2 separate regions of the Homo sapiens genome follow, and region 1 is linked to region 2. A link is a loop called in an ENCODE intact Hi-C map of the cell type or tissue named here. Cell type or tissue: natural killer cell. All regions are shown on one strand. Each heading gives the region's core, and the rest is flanking DNA. Links, peaks and the distances in the headings are about the cores only. Region 1 has its middle 110 kb from the start of PPP1R3A. Region 2 has its middle 180 kb from the start of TFEC.

Region 1 (2,928 bases), core at 305-2,804, 1.8 Mb before region 2:
GAATTGCAGCTCATGCACCTAACAGCCCAATAACTACTGTTCTGTATAATAACTTCATTTCTAGTTTCTGGCCCCCATTCTGCTTAGATCTTGAAAACTTAACTCAGCTCTTCCTGGAATTTTTCCAGAGTGATGGCATAGTTCTAGGATCTTACACAGGATCAAGGATGAGGGAAAGGGGTCCATCTGGCTTTGGCCATCAGTACAGGTCTTTCTGCCTGTTTCGGCCTCATGGTTCAGAACATTCCAGATCCTTTTGCTACTCCTTTTGAGGTATTATTGAGATAAGAGAACTCTTTGTGGCTTCGTATGATCCCTGATGCCTGGACAGAGAAGACAGCCATTTCCACCCTTAGATCTAGCCACCCTAGCCCCTCTTCATCCCCAGCATACTATCAAGAAGCAGGACTTAACTCCCTCTCTGCTCTCTAGTCTTACAAGTCTCTCTCTTCTTCACTTCGTGATACTTATATGTCTCTAGACTAGACTAAGTCTTTCTCACTTTGTGTTTCTCTAAGACATGAGCTTGTGCATATAATTCTACATCCATCAGTCACATAAACCCAACCAATCTAGGACTTCTGGAAACCCATGCCAGGAACAGCAGTGTGCATTACACACTCCACACAAATACTTAATGAGGCAACAATAGGTACTTGCTGAATAGGAAATACAGGAGAAAAATACACATCTAAGAAATATTATCAAAAGCAAAATTCAGGATTTAAAATTCAGTGTAACATTAAAATTTCAGTCAAATATTCTATACCTGGTAACAAGCCAATATTCATAAATATTTTATGAAAGCTATCATTCCCATTTGATGAAATCCATTTCACCATATTTGAAACATACCTTTATACTGTGGGATCATTTGGTTGAAAGAATCAAAAACCTCCAGGTCATGGAAGAAGGCAGTCATTGGAAGGCATTATCAGGGACAACCAAGAATAAGAAACAAAGCCAAAAGCTGGGGCACAGGAAGACTGGCATTGAAAGTCAAAAAATAAGATTACCCGTTTCTCTCATAAATTATAGGTCCCTCGTCTTTGTTATTCTCTACACATGGCCCCACTATTCTGACTTCTCTAAAGAATTGCCTTATTCTCTTTCTTTGTGGATTCCATAACTTGAAAATGGCTTTGACATTCCATTGTATTGCTTCATTCTTGGCTTATAATGAATATTCATGATAAACAGTTCAATGAACTGTACCCCAGGGAAGACCAATGGTTTGTGCATCTGCTCCTTCTGGCAGCTGTGACTGGAACAGGTTCTCTTAAAAAAAAAAACAAAAACAAATAAGTGCTTGGTCTGGAGGCTATAATGGTATGGTCACTAAATTTGGCATGCCCATCCTGAATTCTGAAAATAATATCTGGCACTTTTAAGTCTTCCATATGCTATAAGGCATATGTTAGTTTCACTCTGGCCACAGAATGACACAAGTATGTCATTTATAATATTGATAATATTATAATAATTATGCGATAGTACATCATTTCCAACTTTACATCAATCATATCTATAGCCTTGACTTTAGAAACCAACCAATCGAAAAATAAAAATAGAATCGAATAAAAAGCTGTCAACCTCAAATCAGCTCTTTTAGGCATAAAACATTCTATCTCAGTCAAACCAGATGTCACTCCAGTGTTGAGTGTAACAGCCAATTTTAGTTAATGTCTAGGAGTATCAAATGAATTCTGTCTTAATTTGTATCTCTTTTAGGTGGCCATTCAGCCATCTATAAGTTGTTTCTCACTACCAATTTTCTAAAAGCAGAAGTAACACAAATTGATTTTTAAAAGCCCTTTACCACTAGGTGGCACCAAATAGCCATAATTCATAGAATGTCTCCTAAAGCCATACACCTGCCATTTAAGGATTATCATTCTTTCTTTGCTTAAAAAGAAAATATTTATAAAAATTAAAAACAACTAATTTCTTCCTTCTTTGGAATAAGAAATACATATAATATTTTTTCCTAAATAGACTATTTTTCTTTTTTAATAAATTGAAATATATTCATTTAACCTTTGTGTTAATAAATTGATGGTAACATTCTTTGTTGAATTTCACAATGTTATTCATTTCCCCCATTAAATGCTTGCAGTATTCGAAATATTTGTTTTTGTTTTGCTTAGAAATATTTAATAGGACCCTATCTAGAGATTTTGATTTTGTTAAGATCTAGATTTACTGAGTATGGTCCCTGTCATTACAGAATATGCCTTTATTTTAATAGGGATGTTCTCAGTCCAAGGATGCATTTGGATTATGATATAGATGCTGTGGAAAAAGATGCCTCTCCCTACCTACACTTGTAAATTCCCCTCTAATACAGGGCTTACCACACTACTTTAGGTTTTTGTCACCTTGAGGTTTGACTACTGCCATGTCCTCTACCTTGGTTGACAGAGGAAGAGCCCTAGAATATTCAGCTAGAATGAATGTGACAGCTTGTCTGTTTAGCAATGCCAACCACACAGAGCACATTATACAGATGCTCTGTGCATAGCTCTGGCTTCCAACAGTCATTCTAGGTGTTCAGTTTAATTTATACAGCTCTCCACGGCCTAGGACTTCTAAGTAAGTTATACGACATATTCATTTCCTATCCTGGCAGTTAAGGCATGTTACCAGATAGTTCCTAGATACAATGGTGAACTCAAAAGTTAGAGGTCCTTGACTCTACCACTCAATCTCATTTTCTGGCTTGAAAAGAGCTTGTTTTGCTCTATACAAGCTTTTCTTGAAAATATGGGTCCTTAAATTAAATTCTATGAATAGTATTTATTTGTGTAGATAGGGTCTAGCAAAACAAAATGTCATGTCAGTGTTTCAACTGATAGAAATGATATTTTAGCAATAGGCATCTATTATAAAAATTATAAGAAAAATTAAGTGAAATTAACAGAATAGCAA
Region 2 (2,928 bases), core at 262-2,761:
AAGTATCCAAAGTTGAACCAGTGACTGCATTACCTTGTTGCTCACCCCCCCGACAGTGGTAATTAATGATTTTTTCTCATGTGGTCTCTCAGTTGATCTGTATGTTTTTCTTCTGCACCTGCCAACTAAAAACATTACTTTTACTGTGTGATGATGTTTTTCTACTTCACAGCATATACTAATTTAGAATTTATCCTTAATTATGCCATTTTCTCCCTTCTAGCAATTACATGTTGCCTTTTCTCTATGGTCTTTTAGCTTATGTTTCTGCTACCAACATGTTGATATTTTCTCCATATCTCTAGTTCAAATTACAAAGAAGTAGACTTTTATTGATTTTGGCCAATTAATGATCTTTCTTCTTGGGAATAACTCAATTCCAAACCACCTCATAAGTTCCTAGCTGTTTCATGGATTGACTCTCATTGAGTTGATGGTTAACTCCTGATCAAATCAGTAACCATCAGTAGTGTAAGTTCATGTGGCAGACAATATGATCACCAACTTTAGGTTAGAATCCAAATAAAATTACTTCTCTCAGCAAATTACTCACCACATGAAAGGGATATATTGGACTGGTAGAACAGACCAGAAACTTTGAAAGGTCCTCCATAGTACACAACTCAATCTAAAAATACCAATGAAAGAGAGTTCCCCAAAGAATTTCTCATCGCTGGTTCCCGCCAGTGGCTTTTATAACTTTGTATCAGCACCAACAGTGACTTCAGTTGACTGTGCTGATGAACAATGATGGGATCTCCCATGGGTTTCTCTTTTTGACAGTTCCCTATGTCCCTTACCAACAGCTTGCTAGCCTCTTGGAGAATGAAGAGTTCACAATTGCCCTGTCAGCATAACATACAACTAAGCCATAGCTGAGGCAAAGCTTTTTTAGAGTTTTTATAGTCACCTCAAATTTGCAGTTGTTGTGACCATTTCACTGAGCCCTCCTTGACTCAGAGTCAGCTCAACTGCTACAATGTTCAATATTCCCTCTTGGGGGTGGGGGCAGGGGTGGCAGGAAGGAGCTCGCTCTACCCCCTCATGCATTATAAAGATGAAAACATGTTCATTTAATTTAAATCTTACCACTGCGAATTTGGACTTTGCTTTAATTCTCTTCTACCTTTGTAAAAACTATTTATTAAAAAAAGGCAAATTCGGCATAGATGCTTAGAGTTTGAAGGAATCCTTTAGATTATATAGTCAGTACCCCTAATTTTAGAGATGAAGAGAAAAAGCTCCTCCTCAAGTACCCCCTAGAAAATATTCAAGTGGTTACTCCCTTTCCATCTGTCAATAGATGAGACTAGAACTCAGGCTCTTGACTCTTAAGCCCAGTGCTCTTTCTACTATACCATGCTGCCCCCTTGTGTTAATCAGATTTCTTAAGAATTAGTGATTTCATTCACAAGAACAAATTTTATCTGATTGAAAGAGCTATTTGCAAAACATGAATGCATAAGCTTATATAAAAGGATCAGAAGATCCGACATAAACCTCCATTTCACAGTATTTTACCATTTATTTGTATTACTATGCATACTTAAAAACATATTTGTCTTTTCTTCTAATATTAAATTATGTCTTCTTCTAAGATAAAATTAAGGCCCTAAAAGGTAAAGATCGAACACAAAGTTGTGTATTGCAGTGGGAATGAAGGGACAGTCTTACTTTTAAAAAATCACCATCTTTAATTGATCCTCAACCTGTCTTAATATATCAATGATTCTTTTTACTGTAGTTATAGATAGGGTTAATTGGTGTCCTGAGGCATCATGGAGGTCCCTGAGAAAAGTCACAGAATAAAGGGAATAGAAGAACCACCTTTTTAATAGTAAGCATTAAACATTGTGAAAAGTAATAGAAAAAATAACCCAACTTAGAGCATAATAGTCAATTTTACCATATATTTTCACTCAACCCCCTCCCAACAGAAAGTATATTTATAAATAGAAGAACAAAACCAATAAAATATAAGTAAAAAATTAAAAAAACTCTGACTCGATCTGTTATAAGAAGAATTTAAAAGTGTAGAACCGATGTATCGGGGGAAGACAGAAACAGAAGAAAAAATAGGGTAACTAATAAATGAGAGGAAGCAAAGAATTAATTATTGCACTAAGAAGGCTGATATATTGAGCTCATTTTAAAATGTCTTTAAGAAAGAATGAAGAAGAAAAATTTAAATAAGGAGGAACTAATAAAGACAATGAAAATTGCTTATAAAAATGTTAAGGAAAATGTGGAGGACATTTTAAAATAGACTAGTGATTCAGAGCATCTTAAGTAGGATTGTGGAGGCCCTTTTAAAAAAATCTGTGACCAAGACATAGTCAAACATGTAAGCATTGACTTGTATTTTATGTTCTTCATTAACTTTGAATTTTCACAAACATATAAATTACACCTTAAAATATGTATCATTCAAGAAGGATTTCACAGGAGGTGCAGAATCAGTACATACATCTCTATTGCTCTCCTTTTCCTCTTACCTCTGAGTTTCTTTCTGATCATCTTTGAAGAGATTGCTAGCATAAAATGGCATTTGACTAGCATTCCCCAATACAGCCCATTCCAGCCCTATACCCAAATGCCCAGGAAGAACAGAAAACAACAAAAGTTCATAACATTGAAAAGTAACATTGAATAACAAATCACCATTGGAAATGTTGAGAAACACCCATCTATACTCTGTAGTATATTAACCTTAGGAAATGGAGTCCATTAATTTAAACAGCAGGAAGATGTTTTGCAATTCTCTGTTGTCTAAGCCTTGAATCATGAGCTGTACAAACCCCCAAACTGTCCATCCACTTAATTCTTCACGAATGAAGGTGGCAACATCACTGTTTTCTGCCCTTCCTTCATTCTTATTTAATATTCATTCAGAAATAACTAGTTATAGGAGACCACAGAGCAAGAATG

The links. Hi-C counts contacts between places; a loop is a spot of excess contacts. Peaks named below come from ENCODE experiments on the same cell type or tissue, not always from the same donor. Only the 100,000 strongest peaks of a DNase experiment are listed, where the experiment ranks them.
Region 1: a loop joins it to region 2, with 20 times the contacts of the local background. A loop is called at or near these places in 23 of 110 quality-filtered maps.

What each region holds. Positions count from the first base shown.
Region 1 is chr7:114,024,871-114,027,798 of GRCh38, forward strand. No RefSeq gene overlaps it. Among named protein-coding and RNA genes, the nearest start is that of PPP1R3A, 110 kb to the left of the region's middle. In natural killer cell, for the core only: a CTCF peak has its summit at 1,840 (motif pointing right); a DNase peak (open chromatin) is centred at 1,831.
Region 2 is chr7:115,850,126-115,853,053 of GRCh38, forward strand. No RefSeq gene overlaps it. Among named protein-coding and RNA genes, the nearest start is that of TFEC, 180 kb to the right of the region's middle. In natural killer cell, for the core only: no CTCF peak of the experiment used is centred there; a DNase peak (open chromatin) is centred at 1,366.